Linked DNA regions of Homo sapiens: regions 1, 3, 4, 5, 6 and 7 are each linked to region 2. Evidence: chromatin loops called from intact Hi-C (ENCODE). Cell type or tissue: IMR-90. All regions are shown on one strand.

The links. A loop is a pair of places that touch in the nucleus more often than their neighbours do. Peaks named below come from ENCODE experiments on the same cell type or tissue, not always from the same donor. Only the 100,000 strongest peaks of a DNase experiment are listed, where the experiment ranks them.
Region 1: it touches region 2 in a loop (4-fold over the local background); 4 of 110 quality-filtered maps call a loop at or near these places.
Region 3: it touches region 2 in a loop (8-fold over the local background); 38 of 110 quality-filtered maps call a loop at or near these places.
Region 4: it touches region 2 in a loop (10-fold over the local background); 58 of 110 quality-filtered maps call a loop at or near these places.
Region 5: it touches region 2 in a loop (3-fold over the local background); 6 of 110 quality-filtered maps call a loop at or near these places.
Region 6: it touches region 2 in a loop (3-fold over the local background); 3 of 110 quality-filtered maps call a loop at or near these places.
Region 7: it touches region 2 in a loop (10-fold over the local background); 48 of 110 quality-filtered maps call a loop at or near these places.

What each region holds. Positions count from the first base shown.
Region 1 is chr9:88,195,714-88,199,713 of GRCh38, reverse strand. No RefSeq gene overlaps it. Among named protein-coding and RNA genes, the nearest start is that of SPATA31C2, 59 kb to the right of the region's middle. In IMR-90, no CTCF peak of the experiment used is centred here; DNase peaks (open chromatin) are centred at 1,173, 1,783 and 2,513; H3K4me3 peaks cover 741 bases; H3K27ac peaks cover 1,640 bases.
Region 2 is chr9:88,576,710-88,580,709 of GRCh38, reverse strand. It overlaps a transcript of NXNL2 not described here. Among named protein-coding and RNA genes, the nearest start is that of NXNL2, 44 kb to the right of the region's middle. In IMR-90, a CTCF peak has its summit at 2,037 (motif pointing right); a DNase peak (open chromatin) is centred at 2,049; H3K27ac peaks cover 156 bases.
Region 3 is chr9:87,948,709-87,952,708 of GRCh38, reverse strand. No RefSeq gene overlaps it. Among named protein-coding and RNA genes, the nearest start is that of CDK20, 24 kb to the left of the region's middle. RefSeq lists an enhancer at 218-1,071. In IMR-90, a CTCF peak has its summit at 1,762 (motif pointing left); no DNase peak of the experiment used is centred here.
Region 4 is chr9:88,104,300-88,108,299 of GRCh38, reverse strand. LOC124902202 (a long non-coding RNA gene) reads left to right here. Exons shown (of 2, transcript XR_007061649.1): 2 at 1,697-1,815. Among named protein-coding and RNA genes, the nearest start is that of LINC03026, 28 kb to the right of the region's middle. In IMR-90, a CTCF peak has its summit at 1,703 (motif pointing left); no DNase peak of the experiment used is centred here; H3K27me3 peaks cover 323 bases.
Region 5 is chr9:88,475,606-88,479,605 of GRCh38, reverse strand. SPIN1 (spindlin 1) reads right to left here. Exons shown (of 6, transcript NM_006717.3): 6 at 912-4,000. Among named protein-coding and RNA genes, the nearest start is that of NXNL2, 58 kb to the left of the region's middle. In IMR-90, no CTCF peak of the experiment used is centred here; a DNase peak (open chromatin) is centred at 2,075; H3K27ac peaks cover 1,778 bases.
Region 6 is chr9:88,279,565-88,283,564 of GRCh38, reverse strand. No RefSeq gene overlaps it. Among named protein-coding and RNA genes, the nearest start is that of SPIN1, 110 kb to the left of the region's middle. In IMR-90, no CTCF peak of the experiment used is centred here; a DNase peak (open chromatin) is centred at 2,264.
Region 7 is chr9:88,171,729-88,175,728 of GRCh38, reverse strand. No RefSeq gene overlaps it. Among named protein-coding and RNA genes, the nearest start is that of SPATA31C2, 35 kb to the right of the region's middle. In IMR-90, a CTCF peak has its summit at 2,137 (motif pointing left); a DNase peak (open chromatin) is centred at 2,138.

The DNA.
Region 1 (4,000 bases), 380 kb after region 2:
CTTTAGAATTCCTACCGTAAGGTTTTGCATGGGGTGTGTGTATGAGTGTGCAATTGTGATCAATGTGAATTACACACCTACAATTGTACGGTCTGTATGCAGCAGACCTGGGTTTACTATTGTCACAATACTAGACATTCTTGTATGTTTTTTGCAGTTCTTACATGTGAGTTTATCTTCTGTGGAAATTTTACCTTGTGGACTCCCTCAGCTGTGGTTGCCTCCCTGAGAAGTAATTTCACATTGACCCATAGGGTACATAGATTCCAACCAGATCACAGGTTAATGACGGGTTCAGGGCTCCTGTGGATGAAGCTGATGCAACCATGTTCATGTGAATGCACCTATTTCCACCCGTGACTGGTGCAGAGGCATTTCAACTCCTAATGAGCCAGCCCTGCACCCAGTTTGGGTCCTGAATACAAGACTCTCCCAGGCTCAACTCTTGTCCCTGTGTGATATTGGGCCCTACCCTTTCTCCTGTTTCAATCTCCAAAGGGGAATTTTTTTAAAGGTGTAGAAAAATAGGGGAAAAATGAACTCATAGATCTCAATCTTGGGTTTGCTAAGAATATTTTCCTAAAAATATGTATATCCTTTTTTAAAAATATTTATACGTTACTAAAGCAAAAAGAAAGTGTTACTTTCCCAGACATGCTAACTTCCCAGCAAATAAAGCTTTGGCAGATTGGCAAGTTTTGCAAATAAACAGGGACCATTCATCATGAAAGATGACAAGCATAGACACTCAAGATACCAGTTTCTAAAACAATGTCTAAACAACGCTTGAGTAAATTACTAACTTTAAAAATATATTTAATTTAAAAATTTCACAATTCGCATGAAGATGGCTTCTTCTTATTAAGAAACGTTAAAATCTTTGTTTTAATTTCTATTGTGAAATTAAATAATTCAAACTTCAAGTTGTTGGAACTTTAAGTTATTCTGAGCCTTGAGACAAATGTGGCTATGCAGCCTGAGTCACGTGCAGCGGCAACTTCCGCCTTTTTTTCCCCCTGTGAATAATTAAGAAGACCAAACAGCACGAGAGAGAAGACCTCCTCAGATCACCATCCCTCCTCATTGAGTAATAAAGTAATCTTCCTTGGCACGTAGCAATCTGTGACCAATCAAATTGCTTTAATGTATGCACTGGTCTCCTATAGAAAATGTTGTAATCCTCTGAAAATGTCTTTGTCTCTGTCTGTAAAAGTGAAACCTTAACTTCTCCACTTGGGAATGCTGACCATATTCATTTGGAGCTGACGCTTCATGAGTGGCTATCCTCAAGCTTTGCACTCGAATAAACTCTATCCTTAGTCATATTTTCTGAATCTCATTATTTAAGGTTGACACTATTTATGAGAAAAAGATGAAACAGAAACAACCGCAGCCAAGGTGAACTGGTCAAAACTGGCTAAGGTCGTAAAATAAAATAGAACTTTTACAACATACAGATGTGAATTAATAAAGTTTAGGCATCTCAGCTGAGAATAGAAGATTTGTATCTGAAGTCTCACAAATCTGGGTTTCATCAACTGCTTCAACTCAGTAAACATTGCCAGGGATTGCTCTAGGCACAATGCTGTGCTTGACAATGGGCATGCAAAGGCGACTAACATGTGCCCTTTGCCTCCCAAACAGCTACTTTTTAACTGATCAACCTCAAAAGTGCTAAACCTGGGATCACCAGACATTCTGCAGTGCAACTGGAACTTTCATGCTAAAAAAATTCAAACCTGCGTCTAAACAAGCCTCTAAATGTAAACATCAGCTTACAGGAAATACAAGAAGCAAAAGAATGTGTTAGTTACACCATAAGAATGCAATTCATCAAGATCCAGACTGTGGAAAATTGAGCAGACCAAACATATGGCCTGAAAGCCAGAAAGAAGAAGGGGAAGTATCACATATTGAAAGAGCTTAAGAGATTTATCAAATGCACGATGTAGACTTTGCATAGAGCCTATTTGAACACACCAACTGCATAAAGTTATTTTTGAGAAAATTTTAAAACAAACTGGGTATTAGATGAAATCAAGAAATATTAATTTGGGAAAGTATGATAATGTGCTGTGATTAGGTTTTTTTTAAGTGCTTATTTTTAGACAGACGTGATACATTTAAGACTGAAAACCTGGAATTTGCCTTAAAATGATCCAGAGAAACATTGAGTGGTGAGGAGAGGAAGGGGTGGAGAGTAGATAAAACAAGATTGGCAAAATGTTTATACTTGAAACTGGGTAATAAATACGTGAAGATTCATTTTATACTTCCTTTATTTTTGTGTATGTTTGAAAATATTTATAACAAAATGTTTGTAGAAGTAACACACAATTGAGTTTGACTCAGCAAAGGAAGGAAAGAAGAAAGGAAGGAAGGAAGGGAGGAAGAGAGGTAGGGAGGGAGGGAGGGAGGAAGGAAGGAAGGAAGGAAGGAAAAAAAAGAAGAGGGGGAGAGAATGTGCCTGTGTGTAGCAGCAGGAAAGCTGCAGTGAGCTTATGAAGATTTGTGGTGACGGCTGGCTGCCTTCCATGAGTGTCTCAGTCTTGGGAAATATCTTAATTCTGCCCGATGTGAGAAGTAATGGAAGGGTAGCAGTATTATAGACATATAATCTTTTTCTCTTCTGCCCACTTTACTTAATCTTCTCATCGATAATTTGGGACTATCTCTCTGCCTTTGGTTGTTTCAAAGTATTTCACTCCAAAATACAGGTCCCTGGTATAATGAGTATTTTAAATTAAAAACCCTTAGAGATCAATAAGCACTGGTTTTCTCCTATCTATACATACAGGTAGGACAGACTCACCAAGGAGAACAATTATTCTTGCTGTCTTCCCTGTTATCTCCTTATCCATTACAGAAAAGAAGATAATAACTTGCTCCAGGGATCATTTAAATTCCAAAGAGAACTATTTACAAGTTAATTTCTGTTTCCCATACAGTCATTCATTCTAGTAATCATTTATTGCCCCTCAATGGAATTCTTCTCTCCACTCCCATAACCTGTTTTACCAGGATCCAAGCTCCCATTCTTTCTGTAACTGACATCAGTGGGCTGCGGGAAGTCCCCAGTTGCTAGTGGGACCTCCACCCCAGTGAGAATAAATTCAAGGCTGAGTCAGAAAATAGTCCAAGTACGGAAATGTATTGCAAAGTGAAAAGTACACACTCAAGAAAGGGGAGTGCAGGTGTACTCAAGAGACAGTCACATGCAAAGGGGTTTGGAGGGGCTGCCTTTGTGGGTTTCTTTAACTAAGGGATGGAATATTCATGAAGATTCCTGGAAAAAGGTGGAGATGTTCTGGAACTCTAGTGCTACTCATTTTCACACCAAATATGGATGTTCCTGGAACTGTCATGGTGCTGGTGGGTGTGTGATTTGTATGCTAATGAGCGTATAATGAGGTTCTAGGTGAAACCTAGGTCAAATCCAGTGCCACATTGAGTCCGGTTAGTCTCACCCAGCTTAGTCCGCACCCTGGCTTTTAGGGTCTTATCAGCCCATAGTTTCTGCAGCTATTTCTACAGTTTCCTTTTGCTAGCCATGTGAAACCACTGCCTGGAATTTTCTATTCTCCTGCAACCACCCTTGTTATTCCTGTCTCCTAACCTCAGAATGGTATATAAGCTTCTGTACCTCACTGGGAAGTTGGGTCTTCATTCAGAAGGCCCCCGATGTATACATGTTAAATGAATTTGTATGGCTTTTCTCCTATTAATCTGCCTTTTGCAAGTTGATTTTTCAGTGAAACTTCAGAGAGGGTCAAAGGGAAAGCCCTGCCTTGGCCCCCACATGTTATTGAGGTATGTTTCTCATGGATAAAAGCAATCTTTAAGTGATTCTTGGAATTTATTACTACCTTACTGGTAACTCCCTTTGCTTCTATAAGAAACAAAGGCAGAAAGTTGTAGTAAATTCCAGGGCTCTCCATAGAATTATTAACCCGTTATAAAAGTAATAAAGTTGCTGAGAAATTGCCTGCTTGTTTTTTAG
Region 2 (4,000 bases):
TGCATCAATGCTAAGTCCCTGGGATTGACTATCTTAACATAATTATGTGAGGTGTAAACACTGGGGAAACTGGGGTAAGGCATACAGAAAATTTTTGTACTGTTTTTGCAACTTTAAGTTCCAACTTATTTCAAAATCAAGTTTAAAAAGTAAAGAATAAAATCTCTTTAAAATTTAACAAGAAGAGAAAAAAAAAGAGAGAAGCTCCCACCACTGTTGGCTGACATCTATGTTCTTTAAATTTAGTGGGAAAGAAATGATCAATTTTGGCCAGGCAAGGTAATCCTAGCACTTTGGAAGACCGAGGCAGGTGGATCACCTGAGGTCAGGAGTTCGACACCAGCCTGGCCAACATGGTGAAATCCCATCTCTACTAAAAATACAAAAAATTAGCCAGGCCTGGTGGCTGGTGCCTGTAATCCCAGCTACTTGGGAGGCTGAGGCAGAAGAATCACTTGAACCCAGGAAGTAGAAGTTGTAGTGAGCTGAGATTTCACCACTGTACTCCAGCCTGGGCAACAAGAGTGAAACTCCATCTCAAAAAAAAAAAAAAAAAGAATTTTTTTTTTTTGAGATGGAGTCTTGCTCTGTCACCCAGGCTAGCGTGCAATGGCGCGATCTTGGCTCACTGCAACCTCTGCCTCCCAGTTCAAGCGATTCTCCTGCCTCAGCCTCCTGAGTAGCTAGGACTACAGGCGTGTGCCACCACACCCGGCTAATTTTTTTGCATTATTATTTTTTTTAGTAGAGATAGGATTTCACCGTGTTAGTCAGGAGGGTCTCGATCTCCTGACCTCGTGATCCACCCTCCTCAGCCTCCAAAATTGCTGGGATTACAGGCGTGAGCCACCGCGCCCTCCCATCATTTTTTAATTCATTTGGCTACCAGCCCTCAGAAGGTTAAGAGATAGCCATATGGTGGACATTTGTTTGGGGCCACCCTGCATAACCCACTCACCCCCTTCTCTCACCCCGGGTTTTCATTGCGGAGTTTATTTTTCCCTTGACTCGCAGTCATAAGACTCTGGGGAAGGAGCTGCTAACTCCAGCCCTAGAAAAGAGGTGTGTGGCCCAAGCCTACCCAGCAGCATATTCAGTCTCCTTGGCCCTGGTGACACTCCACAGAGGGCATGTGACAGCAGGAAGTAGACTTAATTCTGAGCGTTTGGCTTAAGCATCAGGAGGCTGTCACAACCAGCCCCACCTCCACTGGACTTGAATAAGCTCAATGGGGACCAAAGCTACCTCTGTGACCAGCTGCTGCCAGGAGGGAGTCTGTCCCAGCAAGAAGCCAGCCCTGAAGCTGCAGAAATGAGTCCTGCCACAGCACCCAATCCCTAGTCAGGCCACACCTGACTCCACCCCGTGGGTCCTGTAACTAGAAGAGGTCAGGAAGCCCCCCGTCCTTCAGGCATTCCGGATTGCAGGGGCCTCCCGCAACCAAGAGAGCCATGTTTAGCTGAGTTCCATCTCCTGCTGAGAAAGTCAAGATCAGCCAAACCACATGCTGCAGTGTCAGAGTCTCGGGTTATGAAAGGCGGCATCAGTGGGGTAGTGAAGACAGGAGGAAAGGGCAGAGAGGCCACCAGTGTGCCTCTGGGAGGACAAACGTTTTACATTGGCCAGCGTGCCCCCATATTTTGGTGTTCTGACAACCCACCCACTTAATCAGCAAGAAATCGAGACTTTCCTGTGATCCCCATGTCCAGTTCATCCTTTGCAAGTTCCTGGGCGGGGAGCAGAGTGGCTGTCACATAGACAAAGATGTAGGCCGCCCACCAGCGCCTACTTCTCCAACTTCAAGGTCCCCTGCTCCATCCACTGCTCCCCAGATGGCCTGGGCATCCTTGAACGTGGCCAGCCCTTTCCCCGTGAATCAGTTCCCTGTATGGAGTCCAGGTTGCTCAGAAAGGCCTGTGGACAATGTCTGAGCCCCAGTCGAGGCTGAGCTCCACCAGTTCCTGTGCCCTAAGGAAGTCAGGAGATGGGGCTGAGCGCCCAGCCTTCCGGAGGTCGGAGCCTGCTGCCTAGCAGATGACCACGAGGGGGCAGTGTGGAGCAGTTGGTAGGCCGGGCCGGCGGCTCCTGGCTGACCAGCCGGACCGGACTTCCCAACCTGAAATCCAACCGGAGGGAAAAGAAAATACACAGCCAGCGGCAACAGCCAACCCTGAGTGGCGGGGTGGCAGATTATGTTTATTTCCCAAATGTCCTGTAATTGATAAGTAACTGATTACCAAATAAATTTTATTACTAAAATGAAAGAAAGAAGCCAGATCAGTAGATACCTGTTTTTCTGCATTGCTTGTATCCAAATTCACACATTTGTCCAACTGCAAAGATCCTGACCAGGTGTCACGGACCACTCCAGGACCGGCAGGGACTGCTTCAGGCAAGGAAGATTTGTACCCCTGGGAGCCGCTGTGCCCGTCTCCACCTGGGGTCCAGCGCAGCCCACCTGGGGTCCGGGAACCCTCGCCTTGAGGACAGGTGTCTCTTATCCTGCGTCCAGTTATTTTGGTTGTGATGGAACTCCATTTTCTCTTGGAGATTAACAGCGCCTGCACTTTGTATACTTGAGGACATTGCCAGGGGTGCCCTCTACCACCCCACTCTTAACTTGTTTTCATAGCGACATTTCCCAAATTCTCAGTCATTTCACGTGAAGTCTTCCCAATTTCTCCATGGATCCACTTCAACCGTGAAGACACTGGACACAGAGTGCCATGAGGACTGAATATAACGGCAGGGGCCTGCGCCTAGGGGCGGGTCCCACAGCAGGACACTGCTCTTGCTGCCAGACCCACCGCTGGACCCAGGGTTTCTAGGCACTGATGACTCCCAACCACCCAGGATTCTTGTTATGGACAGGATCATGTGCCCGTAGTTCATATGTTGATGCCCTAAATCCCGATATGGCTTATAAATGGCACTTGGAAGGACATATTGGATTAGAGACTCACACTTTTGAAATGAGGTCATAAGTAAGTCCCTGATTCAATATGACGATGCATCCTTAGAAGAAGAGGAACAGATGCACGGTGCTGCGCTCGCTCGCTCTCTTCTCTCTCTCTCTCTCTCTCTCTTTCTCTCTCCACATAAGCACAGAGGAAAGGCCATGTGAGGACACAGTGTCCACAAGCCAGGAAGCAGGCCTTCATCAGAAACCAGATTTGACAGCACCTAGATCTTCAGCCTTCAGAACAGTGAGAGAATGAATGTCTGCCATTTGAGCCCCCAGCCTGTGGTATCATGTGAGGCAGCCTGAGCTGGCACCTGCAGTTCTCTTAGGACCGTAGACATGCTCACCTGGAACAGAGGCCACCGTGTCCATTGTCTGTGCAGGGCTGTTCTCACCCCTGCCCGGGGGTGCATCACAAACACCTGATGGTCTCATGCCGCCCCCCCCGCCCAGTCACAAACACACACACCCCATCCATGAGCAGTAGAAATAAGCATCCAGGAAAGGAATCAGGGAGCTAATTCCTCTTCCTAATGCTAAGAATTGCTCAGAAATACATGCACTTTTAACCCTCACTTGTCTGGGGCTCTGACAGACCTCCCTCTCTGGACGGCAGCTGTGTGTGCTTCAACCTGTTTCAGCACGGTCACCCCACTCCCCTGCTTCCTCTCTGCTCCTCATGGCCAGGACACCTCGCAAGGACCCTCCCTCACCCTCTACCTTGAGGGCAGCCATAAGCAGTAGCCTGGGGCTTGGGAGTTGGGAGCTGGGACCCCCCCTACCTACCACTCTATGGGTGGTGGCTCACCCCAGTTGGGGATAAGGCTGCAGGGAACACAGTGTTGGAGCCCCTTAAGCATGGCCGAGAAGAAGCACTTCATGGAGACACTCAGGCAGCAACATGGCAGGGGCTGTGTCTGGTGCTCAGGCTCTTACGTCCCAGAGAACCCAGAGGAAAGCAGGGCCGACCTCCCTGCTACGGGCTGCCTGTAGTCTACTCCATAGTCCCAGGAAAACAAGCTCTGCCCTTTCCCTTTG
Region 3 (4,000 bases), 630 kb after region 2:
CAACCTGGTGACAGAGTGAGACTCCATTTCAAAAAAAAAAAGAACACTAAAAATAGTAAGTATGTGGGTAAATATAAATGATATATGTTTTCTTATTTTACAATTCTCTTTGGAAGACTTTCTAAAGCATAGTAATAATACATCGTGGGGTTTATGATATCTGTAGAAGTAACATATATTGTAATAATAGCAAAAAAGCCAATAGAGTAGAAATGGAACTATACTATTGTAAGGTCCTTATGCTATCACATGAAGTAGTATAATATTACAGAAAGTTAGTGACGAAGAAGTATAAACAAACATAGGGCAACCACTACAAAAAATAAAAAAGACAGTTACAGCTAATAAGCCAACAAAAGAGATAAAAATAAAGCTAAAACAATTACTCATTCCAGAAAGAAGGAGGAAGCTGAGAACCCTGCATAGAGTTGCCCAGCTCCTGGCCCTGAACAGGTCCTAAGGGAGGGTGAGTGAAGGAACTATGGGCAACACACTCCTGCCATGGGCTTCTGGGATCCTATAGCCACAAGAGATGCCATGGCCCCACAGTGGGGTCATGCCCGGGGAACTGCCAGAGAGTAACCAGAGGCAGAGCTCATGCCTGCGTGGAGCCAGAAGGTTTTGTGTGCAGGGCAGCTGCAGCAAAACACAATCATAGGTGCCCATCCTCCAAGGCACTCCGTCTTGCGCCGAGTGGCTCTAGCCCCTGCTCAATGCTGGGCAGGAGAGAGCAGGGCTGTCTTTCCTGTGGGACCAGGGTGCATCTGACCTCCCCCGACTCCCCCTGCCCCCTGCTCAGCATCTACTGGCCCCTCCTAAAGCCTTTGCCTGGCTGCTCCTGCAAGAGCATGCACAAAGCACAGCCTCCACTGCCTTGCCTGGGAACACTTTGGCTCCCCCAGCACAGCCAATGCTCAACTCAACAGGACAAAGCTGCAGGCCCAGTCCCAAACCGCCAGGGTGTGAGAATATAGCTCAGGAGTATTGAGCTGAGATCTGTGACTGGAGCTTGAGCAAGAGAGGAGCCTCCACTTTCAGAACACTGAAAAGAGTGCGGCACAGGTTCATGGGACAGTGTGGGAGCTAGGCCTGCCTCCCCCTGTAACACTGGTCTAAAAAGGATGCAGCTTATTTGCCAGCTGCAGCCTCTGCCCAAGGGTGTCCCAAAGCCTAGAGCACCTAACAACCCAAAGATCTAGTGCAGAAGGCTTGGGACAAAACTAGCTGGCTAGGCCAGCTCCAGGGCAGACACTAGGAGACCCAGTCTGGGTAGCACAAGCTGGGTGGTTCCCACAGCCATCTGCTGGGCAAAAAACCCTGGGCCACAGGTGCCACACCAGCTGCACACCCACAGCAACACCACCCTCCCCAGGGATCCTCTACCCTTGACCCAGTGCATCCACAGACACCTGCAGACATAACCCACAGCCTGCTTGGACTCTGCCAAGCACAGAGGATCAGTGGGCCCTTGGGGAGCTGCAGGTCTCCTGGAGTCCTAACCTTCAGTTCAGGCTGCCCCTAAGGGAGGCAGGAGCGCAGCCTGCCAGAGCCCCCCTTGGGGCTAAGGAAACATGGGGGCAATGCCAGTGATTGGAGGAGCTTCCCTAAGGCCTGAGAATGCACTTAGTGAGGGGGTCATCTCTCACTGCCCCCTCCTCAGTCTCCCCCACCCAAGAGTACTGCTGCAAACATGCTAAAATACAGAGGAGGCAGGTGGCTGAGAGCCTATCTGCTGACCCTTACACTTTAGCACCATCTACTGGATTATGGTTTTAATTACACCACCAAACGAAAATGCCTTCAGCGCACATCACCTGTGAAAGCCAATGCAGGTGTCTAGCCACAAATAAAGATCCTGTAGGAAGCCTTGGCCCTCTGAAAGCACCTAGAAACTAAACCTATCAACTATACTCAACATACCGCACAGTCAAACCTTCAATGGAAATAAACATATAAAAACAAAAAGCCACATCCAATGACAGCAATTTCAAAAAGACAAAGGAACATAAGCCCTCTCAGATGAGGATCAGTACAAAACGCTGGCAATTCAAAAAGTCAGAGTGTCTATTTACCTCCAAAAGATCACACTAGCTCCCCAGATTGAAATGGCTGAAATGACAGAGAATTCAGAATCTAGGTGGCAAGGAAGCTCAACAAGCAGCTAACAAACATATGAAAGAATGTGCATCATCACTAATCATCAGAGAATTCCAAATCAAAACCACAATGAGATACTATCTCACAACAGTCAGAATAGCTATTATTAAAAAGTCAAAAAACAACTGATGCTGGCAAGGCTGTGGGGAAAAGGGAATGCTTATATGCTACTGGTGGCAATGTAAATTAGTTCAGTCACTGTGGAGAGCAGTTTGGAGATTTTTCAAAGAAGTAAGAATTGAACTACCATTTGACCTAGCAATCCCATTACTGGATATATACCCAAAGGAAAACAAACCATTCTACCAAAAAGACACATGCATGCGTATCTTCATTGCAGCATTATTCACAATAGTAAAGACATGGAATCAACCCAGGTGGCCATCAACAGTGGACTGGATGAAGAAAATGTGATACATATACACCATGAAATACTATGCAGACATAAAAAAGAATGAAACTGTGTCCTTTGCAGCAACATGGAAGCAGCTGGAGGCCATTATCTTAAGTGAACTAATGCAGAAACAGAAAACCAAATACCACGTTTTCATTTACAAGTGGGAGTGAAACATTAGGTACAAATGGACATAAAGGTAGGAACAATAGACACTGGGGAACACGAGATGAGGTATAGAGAGGAGAACAAGGGCTGAAAAGCTAACTGATGGATACTATGCTCACTTCCTGGGTAATAGTCAATCATACTCTGAACCTCAGCATCACGCTATATACTTTTGGAACAAATCTGCGTATGTACACCCTGAATCTAAAATAAAAGTTGGAAAAAAAACCCCTACTCATTCCAAGAGCAGGCAGAAAAAGACAGAAATGGGAATGAACAGAAGATGGGACAAACAGGAAGCAAACTATTACAATGGTAGAATTAAGCTCAGTTATGTCAATAATATTAAATGTAAATGGCCCATCTAAACAGCCCCATTAAAAGGTAGATATTGTTCAATTAGATAAAGAATTAAGATTCATCTCTATGCTTCCTATAAGAAAAACACTTTAAATATAAAGATGCAAAGAGGTAAAAGTAAAAACACAGAAAATGATATACCATGGTAACACTGAGCAAAAGGAGCTATAGTGGCTAAATCAGTAACAAAGTAGACATCAGAGAAAAGACAATTACCAGGGTTACAGAGAGTCATTTCATAATGATAAGGGGTCAACTAATCAAAAGTTTATAACAATTGTATATATTTATGTACCTAATAATTTCAAAATACATGAAGCAAAAACATATAGGATTAGAAGAAAAAAATTAAAAAATCCAAAGTTATACTGGGGAGATTTCAATACCTTTTTCTCAATAACTGATAAAATAAAAATAGACAGAAAACCAGTGACAACATAGAAGACTGAAACATTATCGGCTGGGCGCGGTGACTCACACCTATAATCCCAGCACTTTGGGAGGCCGAGGCAGGTGGATCACCTGAGCTCAGAAGTTTGAGACCACCCAGGGCAACATGGTGAAACCCCATCTCCACTAAAAATACAAAATAATTAGCCGGGTGTGGTGGCGCATGCCTGTAGTCCCAGATACTGGAGAGGCTGAGGCAGGAGAATTGTTTGAGCCCCTGAGGCAGAGGTTACAGTGAGCCAAGATGACACCACTGCAATCCAGCTTGGGCTACAGAGTGAGACTCCATCTCTCTCTCTCTCTCTCTCTCTCTCTATATATATATATATATATGTATATGGGCCATTTACATTTGATATTATTGACGTAACTGAGCTTAATTCTACCATTCTAATAATTTGCTTCCTGTTACCATATACCATTGAAACACAATGTATCAATGTGTGTGTATATATATATAGTATCAATGTA
Region 4 (4,000 bases), 470 kb after region 2:
CTCCTGTCCCTCTGTTCCCTCCCCAGATGAGGGCAACCAGATTATTAGAGTGCTAACCTGGGTTACTTAAACTTTATGTTATGTAAGATGAGAAAAATTGGTGTTTATTTGAAATGATACATATTATTTACTTTTCTGTTACATAAATGCTATCATTTAAACAAAGTGAAATGATGAATTTATTATTTAAACAAAAACAATAGAACTAGTTAACAGTGGCAATTAGTAGTAGGGCTGATTAAACAAAAAATATGTGTGAGGAAAATATAACAATATTTTCATAATTTTTTTATTCTCTGACAACTTATTTTACTCTTTATTACATTTAATAAATTTTGTAGGTCATATAATTGTGTATTCTCAAGATACATGTGAATGTTTTAACAAGGAGAATGTACAATAGGACTAACTAAAGAGAGACTACCTATATTTAGTTGAAAACAACAATGACATCTTTTTTCTGTACCATGAGACAGTGGGATATTTTTACTCTTTCTGTTTCATTTTTCTTAATACTTCCCTGAACTGCTGTACCCTTAAGTCACATCAGTCACCTCACTCGCTCCTCACTTAATGCCCCATTGCAGGGAACCCCAAGTCGTGGGTGCCAACATCAGTGGGCAATGGCCATGGTAGCAGGGGATCTGTGCTGTACTCAGCCCCTATTTTTTAGGATGCTCTATGAGTTTTGTACTTTTCCCTCAACTTTCCTCATCCATCATGAAAAACTGAGATGTCTTGTATCCTAGGACTGAGGACTTTTCCAGAGTGTGGGACTGACAGTCCTGAGCAAGCCTGGACACTTGGCCACCACAGCAAAGTAGTAATTTTAGCTCTCTTAGCTGGTTCTCTTGGTCTTAGTCTCCATATTGCTAAATAACATACTTATATTGCTATTTCTTGATTATTCTATCTCAGATATCATTTACTGTGTTTTAGTATGAAAATGAGGATTTGACTCTCTTTCCAAATCCTTTTTTCTTAGCTCCAGTGTATTTCTTTTTGTTGCTTTACACATTCACTTTTTTTGGAGAAAACTATGCAGTGGCTTCCCAAGAAGTGTTGCATGCGAGGGGAGTCTTTTAAAAAATAAGTGTTTGTGCATGACCCCCACCCCTCACCCCATTGTTTCCCACCTGGAAAAAGCACACAGAATTGTTTCCAGATACTCTAAAACAATGGCTTTACAAAGGAAAAGAGTCTTATCCCAAAAACACACTCTTTTCACTTATCCCCAAAGGAGACTAACCATAAAAAGTTTTCAAAACTGAATCAAGATGTCAACACCTTCATTTTTAAGAAGGACTCTAAGGTACCTATGCTGCCAAAATGCCTGCACCATCCTCTCGCTCCATTTCCACATTCACAGGGGCTTTGCAGCATTCTTAGGACAAGATCTTTTCAAGGCAACTCTTATTAACATGTGTTAGCTATTTCCTTATAGAGCATCAAGGTAAGAAAGGTTGATAATATTATTAACCATGCCCCTGCTTTGATGTGGTTATGGGAAATTGAGCGGCTCAGCTTTCCTGGTCACTGGCACTAACCTTTCACACCAGGATTTCCTGCAGTTTAAGGGTGAGAGACTGGCTAGGGGAATGGTGATGTCTTACAGCAAGCCTCATTTGCTTTTTACACGTGGTTTCTACAGACTACTCAATTTTGTCCAAAATCTAATGCTCACCTTTCTTTACAGTGCCATCTGCTGCTGCCTCTGACTACTGCATTTTCCCCCGTTTGCTTAGTCCACGCCCAGTGTGGTAAAAGATGGGAAAGAGAAAGCCATCCTCTCATTAAAGTAATTGGTCCGGCATATACTAAGCGTCAGGCACTTTTTTTTCAGACACTACAGAAATATATCGACACAGGCAAAATGTATTTTCTGTACCCTATAGTCTCACTTAATAATGGGTACATTAGGCTGGGCACAGTGGTTCACGCCTATAATCCCAACACTTTGGGAGGCCGAGGCGGGTAGATCGCCTGAGGTCAGGGGTTCAAGACCAGCCTGGCCAACATGGCTAAACCCCGTCTCTATTAAAAATACAAAAATTAGCCGGGCATGGTGGCTCATACCTGTAATCCCAGCTACTCAGGAGGCTGAGGCAGGAGAATCACTTGAACGTGGGAGGCGGAGGTTGCAGTGAGCCGAGATCGCGCCACTGCACTCCAGCCGGAGACAGAACGAAACTCCGTCTCAAAAATAAATAAATAAATAAAATGATAGGTACAATAAGTAACATCAGGGGATGATATCAAAGAAAAATTTAACATATAAAATGCAGAGATACTGATGGGGTGCTGTTTTATACAGGGTGGTCATGAAAGACCTTTCTGCTAGCTATTTCTGAATGTAGTGTAGGCATTGAGCCATGTAGATGTCTGGGAGGAAATTTTCAGGCCTAGGATCAGCAAATGTGGAGATCTAGGAGGATCATTCAGCAGAGGGAACAGCAAATACAAAGGTCCTGAAGTAGAAGCACATGGGGCATTTTCCAGGCTGTGGGAGGAGGTGGTGCCCGAAAGTAGAATGAGGGAGTGAGGCGTTGCTGATGGGGGCTGAAGTGGAAGCCATGACCAGGTCATGGAACATTATGTTGGCCACAGTGAGGACCCCGAATTTTTCTAAGTGTGATGGGAAGCTACTGGGCAGTTTTGAGCAGAAGAGTATCACAATCACATTCAGATTTTGAAAGAATTACTCTGTCTGTTACGCAAATAGCCAAGAGCAGAAGAGTAGACAATGATGCCATCCTGAGGGCTAGCAATGGAGGCGAAGGGAAGAGATTCTGGGTTTTGGATATATGTGAAGAGAACGCTGAAAGGATTTGCGAGCAGGTTAAATATTGAGTGTGAAACAAACACAGATGTCGATGATGCAGAGGTTTCGCCTGAGCAGTAGCGTGAATGGCGGTGCCACTTTCTGAGACTGAGAATCCTGCTGGAAAGCAGGTTTGGGGACAAGAACAAGAGTCTGGTTTTGGATGTCGATTTACTTTTGCATTTTGAACCAACATTGCATTCTAGGAATAAATCCCATTTGGTCATGACGTGTAATCCTTTTAATGTGCTGTTGAATTCAGTTTGCTGGTATTTTGTTGATGATTTTTGCATCAATACTCATTAAAGATATTGGTCTGCAGTTTTCTTGTAGTATCTTTGGCTTTGGTATAAGGGTAGTGCTGCACTCATAAATATGAGTTTGGGAGTGTTCCCTCCCTCCTCTTTAATTTTTTGAAAGAGTTTTAGGAGGATTGGTATTAATTCTTCCTTAAATATTTGGTAGAATTCTCCAGTGAAGTCATCTGGTCCTGGGCTTTTCTTTGTTGAGAGGTTTTTGATTATTGATTCAATCTCCTTACTAGTTTTAGGTCTCTTTAGATTTTCTATTTCTTTATGATTCAGACTTGGTAGATTGCGTGTTTGTAAGCTACCAAGATTATCCATTTTGTTGGTTTATAATTATTCATAGTAGTCTCTCATAATTGTTTTTATTTCTGTGGCATTAGTTGTAATGTCTCCTCTTTCACGTCTGATTTTAATTATTTAAGCCTTTTCTCTTTTTTTCTTAGTCTAAGGATTCATCAATTTTGATCTTTTCAAAAAACCAATTTGTAATTTTATTGAGTTTTCTCTATTTTGTCTTCCATGTATTATTTGTTTATTTATCTTATTTTATTAATTTTTTATTGAGGTGGAATGTGGCTCTTGTTGCCCAGGCTGGAGTGCAATGGCACAATCTCAGCTCATTGCAACCTCTGCCTCCCGGATTCAAGCGATTCTCCTACCTCAGCCTCCGGAGTGGCTGGGATTAGAGGCACCCGCCACCACACCCAGCTAATTTTTGTATTTATAGTAGAGATGGGGTTTCACCACGTTGGCCAGGCTGTTCTCAAACTTCTGGCCCCAGTTATAAGGCGTGGTGGTACGTGCCTGTAATCCCAGCTACTTGGGAGGCTGAGGCAGCAGAATTGCTTGAACCCTAGAGGCAGAGGTTGCA
Region 5 (4,000 bases), 100 kb after region 2:
GAATAATCTACCTTCAGCAAGGAAGGTCAGAAAACCCAGACTCAAGAGAGGCACCTGTGCTTCCCAATGGCTCATTTCCTCCTTGAACTGCAGCCTTCTTCCACCTAAGCCGGAGTAGACCCTGCCTTCAGTCCACCTCAGTAACCTCCATGGACTTGGAGCACAGGCACTGCACTGACACAAACCTAGAAGCCCAGCGTCCCAAAGCCCAAGTTTGCATTCATCCCTCACCAAGTATCAACCATTCTCCCAAAGGCAGGTAAATATCCCAGACTTAAGCATGAGATCCTTAGGCCAAAATGAACTGGGAAACATTAAAAAAAAAAATCTTATTAAAGCATGCCATAAATTCCACTTTTTACCTCACTGATTAAAATAATCAAGAAAGATAAAACATACATAGGTGTTAATATTAGGTTGGTGAAAAAGTAATTGCATTTTTTGCCATAAAAGCAGTGGCAAAACTGCTATTACTTTGCACCAGCCTATATTACTTTCATTTTTTTGTATCCTAGCATTGAGAAATAGTGATTTTTCACTATAGAATCCCATTGTTTATTATTTATGAGTAAAAGCATTATAAGAAATATTCAAAGCAAGAATACTTGTGAAAAGTATAAAATACCCATTATTTAATTATATTTAAAAGAATTTTTTTAAGTTTAAGATCTTGTAAGTTAAACTTTCTCAATGTCAAATTGCAAACTTCAATATTTAATATATGTGTGATATTGATGACTGCCTCCTCTTCTTTCAGGTATTATTGAATGTTATCAAATAAAAATTCTATTTCTTTCTATGCATATCTGACATTTACATGTGGTGAAAAGGTTACTTGGCCCAAAAAACTTTTCAGAATCAAGTTTAACACATCACATGTTGCTCATCAGCACAAACTTTACAGTCAGGAGTTGCACATAAAGGGTTTATTTTAAATGTTTTAAGGATAAGATAGAGTTACATCATAATTATAAAAATTACTTACAGAATTAACAGATTTATATTGTGTATACTTCTAAATGCAGAGAACAGGGAACTGTCTACACATTGTATAAAATAAAATTAAAATTAAAAATGAATTCAAGCTTGAAAGATGAGGTCATTTACCTAATTTTAAAATGTGAACACGAAGACCTCTGACCTATACACATTCATTCCAACTGCACTAATGATGGAAAAACACAAAGAGCGCAGCATTTCCAAGGAACCACAGACATTTCAACCATAATTATTTTGTTATAATAATTGTTCTGTTTTGTCTTTGGAGAACTTTCATTTTGTTAAGACAATCAGCTTAAGAGTGTTTTCAGGCACTACAATTTGTAACAATCGGAACAGTCTTCTAATGGGTCTACAGTGTTCAGAGATTGAAGCCCAATGCACTTCGTGGTTTGGCACATAAAACAATAAAAGAAATGAAATCTGGTTTAGAAGTAACTGTGATTTTTTTTTAAGAAAACACAGTCCCTTCAAATGCTGCATGACATTTACAACTGGAAAATCACCTTCTGTTGGCACTACATTTGCTTCACCAGTGCATTTTTATCCTAAAACCACTAAAACGGCACAGTAAGCAAATATACAGGAAACTGAAAACAAATAAAAATAAAGAAAACAAAAAAACCTAAATATCTTTAACATGCAATTTTAGTCAGTTACATTGAACATTCTACTTAGAATAGAGCATGCAAAAAAGGATGGTCTGCTTTTAAGATTTTTCTCTGAAGTTTTACGTGGCAGCCTGACATCACACACGCACGCACACACAATACAATAATACTAGAGCAGGTAAATGAGAAAGGCCGATAAATTTTATACATAGATTCATGTCTTGTATTGTCACAAGTCCCATGATACTTTTGGAAATTAATGTTGAATTCCTGGAACAAGGAACCAACATTCAGATACCAGAAAAATGCAAGCAATGCATGCAGATCTGACACATGAGCCTAAAATGAAGCCCAAGATACAAGGGCTTGGGAGCAGAATTAGTCATAGCGTCATTACATGTGGTGTAAGTCACCAAAAGAAAGACAGAATGGGGGAAAATGGGGAGAAAAAAAAACAAACCTTCCCTTTCCCTCAGCCCTAAAGGCAATAAATGAACAATGATTAAACTCATCGTCATCATCACCATCATCATGTTGCATTCATCTAGAAACTGGGAGACCATGTGGTATAAAAAAAGTCATTAAAGTTGCTTGCAGAAAAACCACAATGCAAGTCATTAAGTAATGCTAGAAATGTCTCAATTGACCCAACCCTCAAGATACTTCAAAATGTACTTTATTTTTCCACGCAAAGTTACCGAGCCAAGTTCTGCACAGTTGGTGCATGCTGGACACACTTGCAAACTCTTGCGCTGTAATGTCAGTCTGGACTCTGGGAGCCAGGCTCAGCTTTGAGATTTACATGCAGGGACTCTTAAGAGTCAACAGGAAAACACATAACAGATCTGTAGAATGACACCTGTTCACATACGAGAAGCACCTATGACTTGGGTATCACACTGCTTTCAGAAGCTTGTCCCTGGCTGCCCACAGTGAAGCACGAGGGACAGAGCGACTGCAGCTGTGGACAGAAAACTGAGGTACTGTGTTTACATGGTGAGTGGTCGTTACCATCCAACAGCACAAGGCACAAAAAATGGGCATCAAGCAAACCATGCATAACGAGGCCTGGAAACCATCAAGAACAGCCACAAAAGAGGTCACTCAGACCTCTGATTCAAACTTCTGGTGTTTGAGTGACAAGCATGCACGTTTAGGCTCTGCCCAAATATCAGGGAGGATTTCCAATCTCCACAAGAGACTGGTTTCACATATGGCCTTTCTCCTGGCTGTCAAACCACCAGGGTTCCTCCAAAACAAAATGAGAGCAGCTGTTTTGCTGATCAACCAATCACACTAGCAGTTCTATTTCAGTTTAAAACAACCTTGCAGGAATAAACCACATAAAGACTCCGTGGCTAAGGGCTGCTATTACTTACACCTACCAAGCGAACACAAACGGCTGGCTCTTCTATGGTAACGCTTCACTGGCATGCAAACCCCAAGGGGCCACTGAATGGAATGAATCCACATGAACAGCATACCTGGAGCAGGAACATGCACCCCACAAGAGGTGTCAGGAGACTAAGCTGCTGTTTGTCTAGACATTCTTTGTGAGGAAAAGCCAGGGGTAGGCAGGAAGGGGTGGGTTGAAAGTCTCTGACCATAATCATACATTAGCAATAATAGTAATAAAACTTTAAAAGTCCCAGAGAGCTTGTTAGAAGGCAACAATGCCACTCAAAACTTATACTTCCAATATAAAAGCATTGTATTCTTCCAGAAACTTAACCAAAAACACACAAACCAGTGATGGATTGTTGCCTTTTAAATCCATGTACTGAAATCCAGATTACTGACTTGTACACAATGGACCATATGTGCTGTCCAAAATACACCTACATTACACTGTGTGGAACAAGAACCTGGGCTTTGCAAAAAAGAATTTATGATTAAAATGTAACCCCCCCCCAAAAAAAAATGAAGCTTAGAATTAAAGGTAGCCTTTTACCCAGATTGTTCACCAGATTGTAAAATTCTAATATGGGTCATTAACTGTTCACAAATAATTCATATTTGGACTTATGGTTTAAGGGCTCCAGATTGAAAAGGTGCTCTGAACTTCTGATTTTTTTTTTTTAAACAAGCTGAATGTTCCCATATGGTTCCTGTGCCCAAAGTTTACTTTTAAATAAAGAGCAGTGATATCATATCCATGACTGACTTGGGTAAAGCACTCCTGTTAAACTCAAGAAAATTATGTCACCCCCATCCTAATCCACAAAGACTGCCAGTGGGGTGTGTGTGGTGTGTGGTGTGTGTGTGTACACTTGTATCTGTGTGTATATATTATATATGTATACACACATATAGATATAGGTAGATACAGATACATACATCTCAAAAAAGGCAATAACGAAAACATCAAACTATGCTTGCATTGTGGCGGC
Region 6 (4,000 bases), 300 kb after region 2:
CTTGTGATTTCCCTAATTTCCAGCTTTCCTTTTGATCTTGGATTTGGCCCTCATAAGCCTGATGAGTCAGTTTCACTCATCTAATTGCTTTCTAGCTTCAAAGTTTGTTGTTGTTGTTGTTGCTCTTGTTTTCTTCATCTTTATGGGTTCATAGTTTATTGCCATTTTGTTTAAATCCCTGTAGTGTGGCCATCACTGGATTCCAGGAATAAGCAGAGTTAAATGCGTTCAATGCCACTTTAAAGAAGGACAGGGCTTGGTGCTTTATTTTAATTTCTCTATTTTCTGGTTTCCACTCTTTCCACTACTATGAACCTCTTGAGGATGAAATTAAATAGTAGCTAGAACTACAAATGTGCTGGGTCAGGAAGAGTTGTTGACCAGCAGCTTCTCAGCAGGGTGGGTTTGAATTTGTTCTTGGCCAGGAGTGGCGTGCTCTCTGCCTTGACTCTGTGCTTTCCCTGTTTTGGCCTGCTATCTCTTATATATGTGTGTTGCTAGGGGCTGTATTTCTCTGCAACTCACTGTATACTCAGTTTTCTTTTTTTTTAAAATATTGAAATAACTCTAATACTAGTTGAGACCTGGCCGCCCTGTGGTAAAGCTTCATAAACTTGGTTGCCCTTTCTGCTTCTTGGTTTTTCTCTTCTCTACCTTCCCTTTCTGGCAGCCCTTTCCCCATCCTTCCCTTCCTTGCTTCTGCAGATGGAGCCCTGCCTGACCTTCCATGGGCTGCTCTCTGTTCCGTGCTGTGAACAGTCTCCCTGCGTGGCTGCTCTCAGGTGGCCAGCCTGAGAATCCTTCCATTTCAGCCTATGGGCTTTCCAGAAGAAAGCCACCTGGAAGAGCAAATTCCACCTGGAAGACTCTGTCTCTAAAAGTAATAATTATAATAATAAATTTAAAGAAAAATAAAATGGGGACATTAGGGGTGGGTTAGGGAGGGAGGGCAGAAACTTAGGGAGACATAACACCTAAGGCCATTTGAGCTACAGGGCTCCCCTGCTGATAGTGGTCCCCTCTGAAATTCCTGACTCTTGACTCATCCTCTGAGCAGGCACCTGAAAGACATGAGCTCATGGCCAGACCACTCTCCTTTTATAGTTAAATGAAAATAAACTTTTCTTTTTTTTTTTTTTTGAGACAGAGTCTCCCTCTGTCGCCCAGGCTAGAGTGCAGTGGTGCGATCTTGGCTCACTGCAAGCTCCACCTCCTGGGTTCACACCATTCTCCTGCCTCAGCCTCCCGAGCAGCTGGGACTACAGGTGCCCGCCACCACACCCGGCTAATTTTTTGTATTTTTAGTAGAGATGGGGTTTAACCGTGTTAGCCAGGATGGTCTTGATCTCCTGACCTCATGATCCTCCCACCTCAGCCTCCTAAAGTTCTGGGATTACAGGCGTGAGCCACTGCGCCCGGCCCTTTTTTTTTTTTTTTTGAGTCGGAGTTTCCCTCTTGTTGCCCAGGCTGGAGTGCAATGGCGCAATCGTGGCTGACCACAACCTCCACCTCCCGGGTTCAAGCAATTCTCCTGTCTCAGCCTCCTGAGTAGCTGGGATTATAAGCATGTGCTACCATGCCCAGCTAATTTTGTATTTTTAGTAGAGATGGGGTTTCTCTATGTTGGTCAGGCTGGTCTCGAACTCCCAACCTCAGGTGATCAGCCCACCTTGGCCTGCCAAAGTGCTGGGATTACAGGCGTGAGCCACTGTGCCAGCCGAAAATAAACTTTTTATATTTTTCTTATTGCAAAAGTGATGTACGGTCATGTAAAAAATGTAGAGAAATAGTAGACAAGCAAGAAAGTAAAATCAGCTTTAATCTATAGATAGCTACTGATCATTGACCATGCTTTGGTGTATACGGCATATACTGCCTGGGCTGCTGGCTCTCTCTCTGAGTATGTGTGTGTGTGTGTCTGTGTGTGTGTTTGTCTCCATGTACATCTACTATCGTAATTGCTGTGTTCACATGAAATGACAAGTGAGTTTCTTTCAAATCATATCCATACTGGATACTCTTGGGATTGATTGATCTCTCGGCCACACTCGAAGGAAGGTAGGATCTCTTCTGGAAGCCTTTTCCAACCAAATGTGTCAGTTCATCCTCCAGGAAGAACAGCAGCAGCAATCACACAGCAGCGGAGCAGGGATGCGGGGGGTTCTGGCTCCCAGGCTCCCTCCTGACCTTTGTTTCTGGGCCATGACTCGCCTTGCTGTTTGAGGTAGGCCACCCCATTCATTGCTACCCTTCACGATTCAGTATGACGTCAGCTCAACAGTTACACTGAAGCCAGGAATTAAGGAGCAAGTACTAGGCTGTTTCCTTGGCAACCCGGCTTCTGTGGGCAGTCGTTGTGGCCATTGATGATCCACAGTTACCACTGGGGGCACAGTGCTCAGCGGAATGAACTAAAATGAGCTTTTTCCAGGGGCATTGGCAGAAATCTAATTCAGAGAGTCGCTTAGGAATCCTCTGGTCCTCAGGTCAGGGAGACCAAAGAAACTTAAAAGACACACCTCTCTGTGGCTTTCATACCTGCAGGCACTTCCTCTTGTCCCTGCTCCCCGCAACCCCAGGCTTCCCTCCTAAACCACAGATCTGAGGGCACTGTGCTCTTGGTTAAATGGCCTTTGACACTTCCTTGAATGGAGAACAAAGCCCAGGTTCCCCAACATGCCATTCCGGAAACCCATCGCTGACCCCAAGTGGGCTCTTGGTTGCTTCTCACTGTATTATTTCTGGTCCAGCCTCACTAGAGACCCACCTTGCTAGAATCACAAAGCATTCCCTGCAAACTTGGCTGAGGGCATTTTTTCACTTTACTTTCAAATTTGACTGCCTAGCCATCAAAGGCTTAGTTAAAAGAATACAAAGTTCTGCTTTTAATAAAGTTCTTCTATTGAGACTCACATCATTTTCATTTGTCTTTGTTCTCTTCTCTTTAATTGTTAAATGATCCTTTTTGGGATAGAGGGGACTCAATCCTTTCCCAATAGCTTTACTCTAATTTGAGCAGCGTTTCAATGTGAGAAACAATGTATTACGTTTATGATTTCCAGGTTTATGTTTTTAAAATTTTTGTTGAGAGATGGGAGTCTCATTATGTTGCTCAGGCTAGACTCAAACTCCTGGCCTCAAGCAGCCCTCCTGCTTCAGCCTCCCAAGTAGCTGAGTTGACAGGTGCATGCCACCGTGCCTAGCCTCATTTCCAATTTTAACTTAATAATTGGCATACTTTATAATTACATTGTGTCATTGGATGCCCACAGCCGAAATCAGGCAGAGACTAGAGCTGAGTGAGTGGGGGTGACTTGGGAATAAACAGAAGGATTCAGATATGAGGGATTTTGAATGGATTGATTTTGTTTGTTTGTTTGTTTTTGAGACAGAATCTCCCTGTCTCCCAGGCTGGAGTGCAGTGGCATGATCTCAGCTCCTTGCAACTTCCACCTCCTGGGTTCAAGCGATTCTCCTGCCTCAGCCTCCTGAGTAGCTGGGATTACAGGTGCCAGCCACCATCCTTAGCTAATTTTTGTATTATTATTATTATTATTTTTTAGTAGAGATGGGGTTTCACCACGTTGGCCAGGCTGGTCCCAGACTACTGACCTCAGGCAATGTGCCCGCCTCGGCCTCCCAAAGTGCTGGGATTACAGGCATGAGCCACCGCTCACGGCCATGAATGGATTGCTTTTGAATGTGGCCAATGCACAGGTGTTTATGACATTATAATTTACTTTATTTGTAACCTGCAAGGTTACCAGGAATTATAAATACTTAGATAAGGCACTCAGCGTTTCTTTCTCATTGTTTACACATTTTTAAAAAATTTTAATGTGCAACTGTGCGTGTGCGTATATGTGTGTGTGTATGTGTGTATATAAGCTCATATTTTTTCTTTTTTCCTTTATATCATAGGATTTTTCTCATGCTATTTTACAGGTTTTATAAATGTTTTAATGGTTATATTACAGTCTATCGTATAAATGAGCTAATT
Region 7 (4,000 bases), 400 kb after region 2:
GGCTATTGTTCCCATTTATTTAACTGGGGGAGCTTTGAAAACCCCCGATGTCCAAACCAATGTCCTCAGACCCCTGGGATTGGAGGGAAAGCAGGGGATCAGGATGTTTTAAAGAGCCCTGGTGATTGCAGCGTGTCACTGAGGTTGAGAACCATAAATTAAACTGTTTCTTTCCAGAAAGTACTTACAGATTATGTGATTGATCTCTTGCTGTTCTTCTCCTGCTAATGAATGATTTTTTTCTGACAGAGACAATAGAAATTCAGTTTTTCAAGGAACTGCTTCTTTAGTGACCTACTGCAAAGGCAAAGAGGCAAAATGTCAACAACAACAATAATAATAATATCTAATGTCAGATGGCCATGTATAGGAATCCAATTATTTTCAGAAAAATAAACTATCAAGAAATTGGTTTTATAACCCATAAATGCAGAATTGAAAAGAAGAATCTTAGTTGGGAAAACTGAGATTAGATTAGTTTGATTTTTTAAATTATCAAATGCAAATGTCTCAGCAAAGATTATGTTGACTTTGTGTGTGTGTGTGTGTGTGTTTGTGTGTGTGAGCAAAATGCCTACTTTGTTTTTATCAACTGAACCAGCAAGTAACACTTAAAAGTCTCAGCAGGGGAAGACTTATGAACAATCAATCTTCTGGCTGCTGTGCAGCCAAAGGAGATTATTTGATCATCAATTATTAAGTAAGGAAAGTCAACATAGATGTCTCCAGATTCTAACATGTGCCCTAAACAGTTTCTTAAATAGGCTAGTATGCACCCAGTATGTTTGTTTATATTTATCATGGGTTTATATATATATATCCTTAAAATATTTTAAGTATACCATTACATTATAACACTGTGTTCATTATAACATATGCAAAAATAGAAATTAAAAGGGATAAATTGGAGATGAAATAAGCATTATTTAAAAATGCATTATATCTAATGATATAAAAACTTATTTTACTTTCACTAGAAAACATTATTCTAATACAGTAATGTGATTGGATGTGTATTGTTATTTTTGAAAAATTGAGCTTGAATCTTTTGATACAAATTCTTTTGTGAAGTTCTGGCTCTAGATTCCGTTTATTTTGATGCCTGGTTTCTATCTCCATCACTGTTGCAAAGGCTTCTTTGAAACACAAGAATCCAGACAGAAGCCTGTGGCTGTGCTGCCCTTGCCAGCTGTGCATCCCAGAGTCCAGGTCCACCTGCTGGCTTTGCAGAGATCTGAAGGGAATCAGGCTCATCTTTCCTGATGCAGTTCAGGCGGCCGTGCAAATCGATTAGAAGAGGTTTTACTTTTTATGTTTTATGAAGTGGGTTCTTCATTGGGAAGATTTCAAAACATTAAAAAAACTCTATTCCTCAATTTTTAAGTGTGTTATAAGAAATTTCACAATGACAGAATTTTCTCATCTCTCTTTCAAAAAAGTTCATTTTTTTCTCCTTGTTAGAATCTAAAATTTGCCTTGAAAGAGTAGATTTTTGTCTGTTCTTTTTTCGTTGTTGTTGTTGTTGTTGAGACGGAGTCTCGCTCTGTTGCCCAGACTGGAGTGCAGTGGTGCGATCTCGGCTCACTGCAAACTCTGCCTCCCGGGTTCACGCCATTCTCCTGCCTCAGTCTCCTGAGTAGCTGGGACTACAGGCACCTGCCATCACGCCCGGCTAATTTTCTGTATTTTTAGTAGAGACGGGGTTTCACCGTGTTAGCCAGGATGGTCTCGGTCTCCAGACCTCGTGATCCTCCTGCCTCGGCCTCCCAAAGTGCTGGGATAACAGGCGTGAGCCACCATGCCTGGCCGTCTGTTCATTTTTTGAAAATATATTCCAGGCAACAAATTACTAAGACATTTCTATTTATAGAAAAGTTTAACAACATTAGCACACTTTGGTTGTAATGTTTAAGTTAAAAACTCTGGTTTAAATATTTTATTATGAGATGATCTATAAATTACCATGAATGCCAAAGACTTTCTTGGTTGTTCCCTGTATAATTACGATACTTCTCAATTAAAAGACTTTCAACTTAATAATAACACCTATAAATTCACTTAATTGGATGTGGGCAGAAGTTCATGAGTAATAATTGAGTGTAGGGGGCGCTCTCATTATGGAATTTCTGCTTATTTCTCAGATGCCCCTGCCGCCCCCTTGTGACAAGGGGGCATAAACTCTGAATCCAAATGGTAGGTCTGATGGCTCCCTCCATGGGTTTGGAAATCGCTGGTCTAGACAACCAAGAAGGTGAGCGTTTACCAGGAATTCAGCAACTCTGCTGTTCATCTTTTTTAGTTTTTCATTTTATATTTTTGTCTTTTAAAGTTTTAATCATACAGGTGGTCTTCATTTCTTGCTATGTGTATTTCTACATATTTTTAATTAGGTTGTTATTATCAATGGGAAATTTAAAAAAGTGGTTATTATATGAAATTCTGAGCACCGTTGCTTCTGGATATTGGCCCTACCACTTACCAGCTTTTGACCTGGACAAATTACTAGCTTCTTTGTGCCTCAGTTCCCTCATCTTTACAATGGGGATAACAGTAATGTGTGCCTCTCAGGATTGTTATGAGAATGAAACTAGCTCATGTGTGAGAAACACTCAGCACAATGCCTGGAGAGAGTGAGCTGTCATTATGATGATGATGATTCTCCAGCCATCTCGCTGAGTTCTTTTTTCCTTATGATAAAATTTTGATTCTTTTAGATTTTCCAGGCATATATCATCTAAAAATGATAATTTGCCTCCTTCTGTCCTATATTTATACCTTCTTTATTTTGTCTAATAACAGGCAAAACAATTTAATAATGAGAATACAACTAAGTAATGGAGATAACACACAACCACATATGCCTGATTTTAATGGCATATTTTATCACTAAGTGATACATACACACACACACACACACACGTCTTATTGAATTATTGAAATATTTTTGTTTCTATTATACTTATGGCTTTAATCAAGCATGAGGCTTTGTTTGTTTTTTTGTTTGTTTTGAGACAGAGTCTCACTCTGTTGCCCAGGCTGGAGTGCAGTGGCGTGATCTCGGCTCACTGCAACCACCACCTCCTGGGTTCAAGGGATTCTCCTGCTTCAGCCTCCCGAGTAGCTTGGATTACAGGTATGTGCCACCACATCTGGCTAATTTTTGTATTTCTAGTAGAGACGGGGTTTCGTCATGTTGGCTAGGCTGGTCCTGAACCCCTGACCTCAGGCGATCCACCCTCCTCAGCCTCCCAAAGTGCTAGGATTACAGGGTGAACCACCACGCCCAGCCTAAGCATGAATTTTTATGTGATCATACAGTTTTTTTTAATCGATTTTTAATATGATTAATTATACTGGTTGATTTCCTGATATTACACCATCTTCATGGTGACTGAGATGACCTTAAACTTGTCTGAGGTTTATGATTTTATAATGCACTTAATAAGCTCTATTTATTAATATTAAGGATTTACATTAATATTTACATTAACATTAAAAAGTGAGATTTGTCTCTTGATCATGTTTAATGTTTCCCTTTGCTCCTCCTCATATTTCTGCTAGATTAATATTGTTACTAGGAACTTGATTGGATTCAAGTGTGGTTATTTGGGAGTCCCACCTCACAGATGCTGCTCTCTTCCATCAGAAGACTTTTATTGTCTGGCAATATTGTCTCTCTCTCTTTTTTTTTTTTTTTTTTTTTTGAGACAGGGCCTTGCTCTGTTGCCCAGGCTGGAGTGCACTGGTGCAATCACAGCTCACTGCAGCCTCAAACTCTGAGGCTCAAGTGATCCTCCCACCTCAGCCTCTCTAGTAGCTGAAACTATAGGCGTGCACATCACGGCTGGCTATTTTTTTATTTCCAGTAGAGACAAGGTCTCACTACATTGCTCAGGCTTGTCTCAAACTCCTAGGCTCAAGGAATCCTTTCACTTTGGCCTCCCAAAGTGCTGGGATTACAGGCATGAGCCACCAGGCCCAGCCAGGCTGTCTCTTTTAG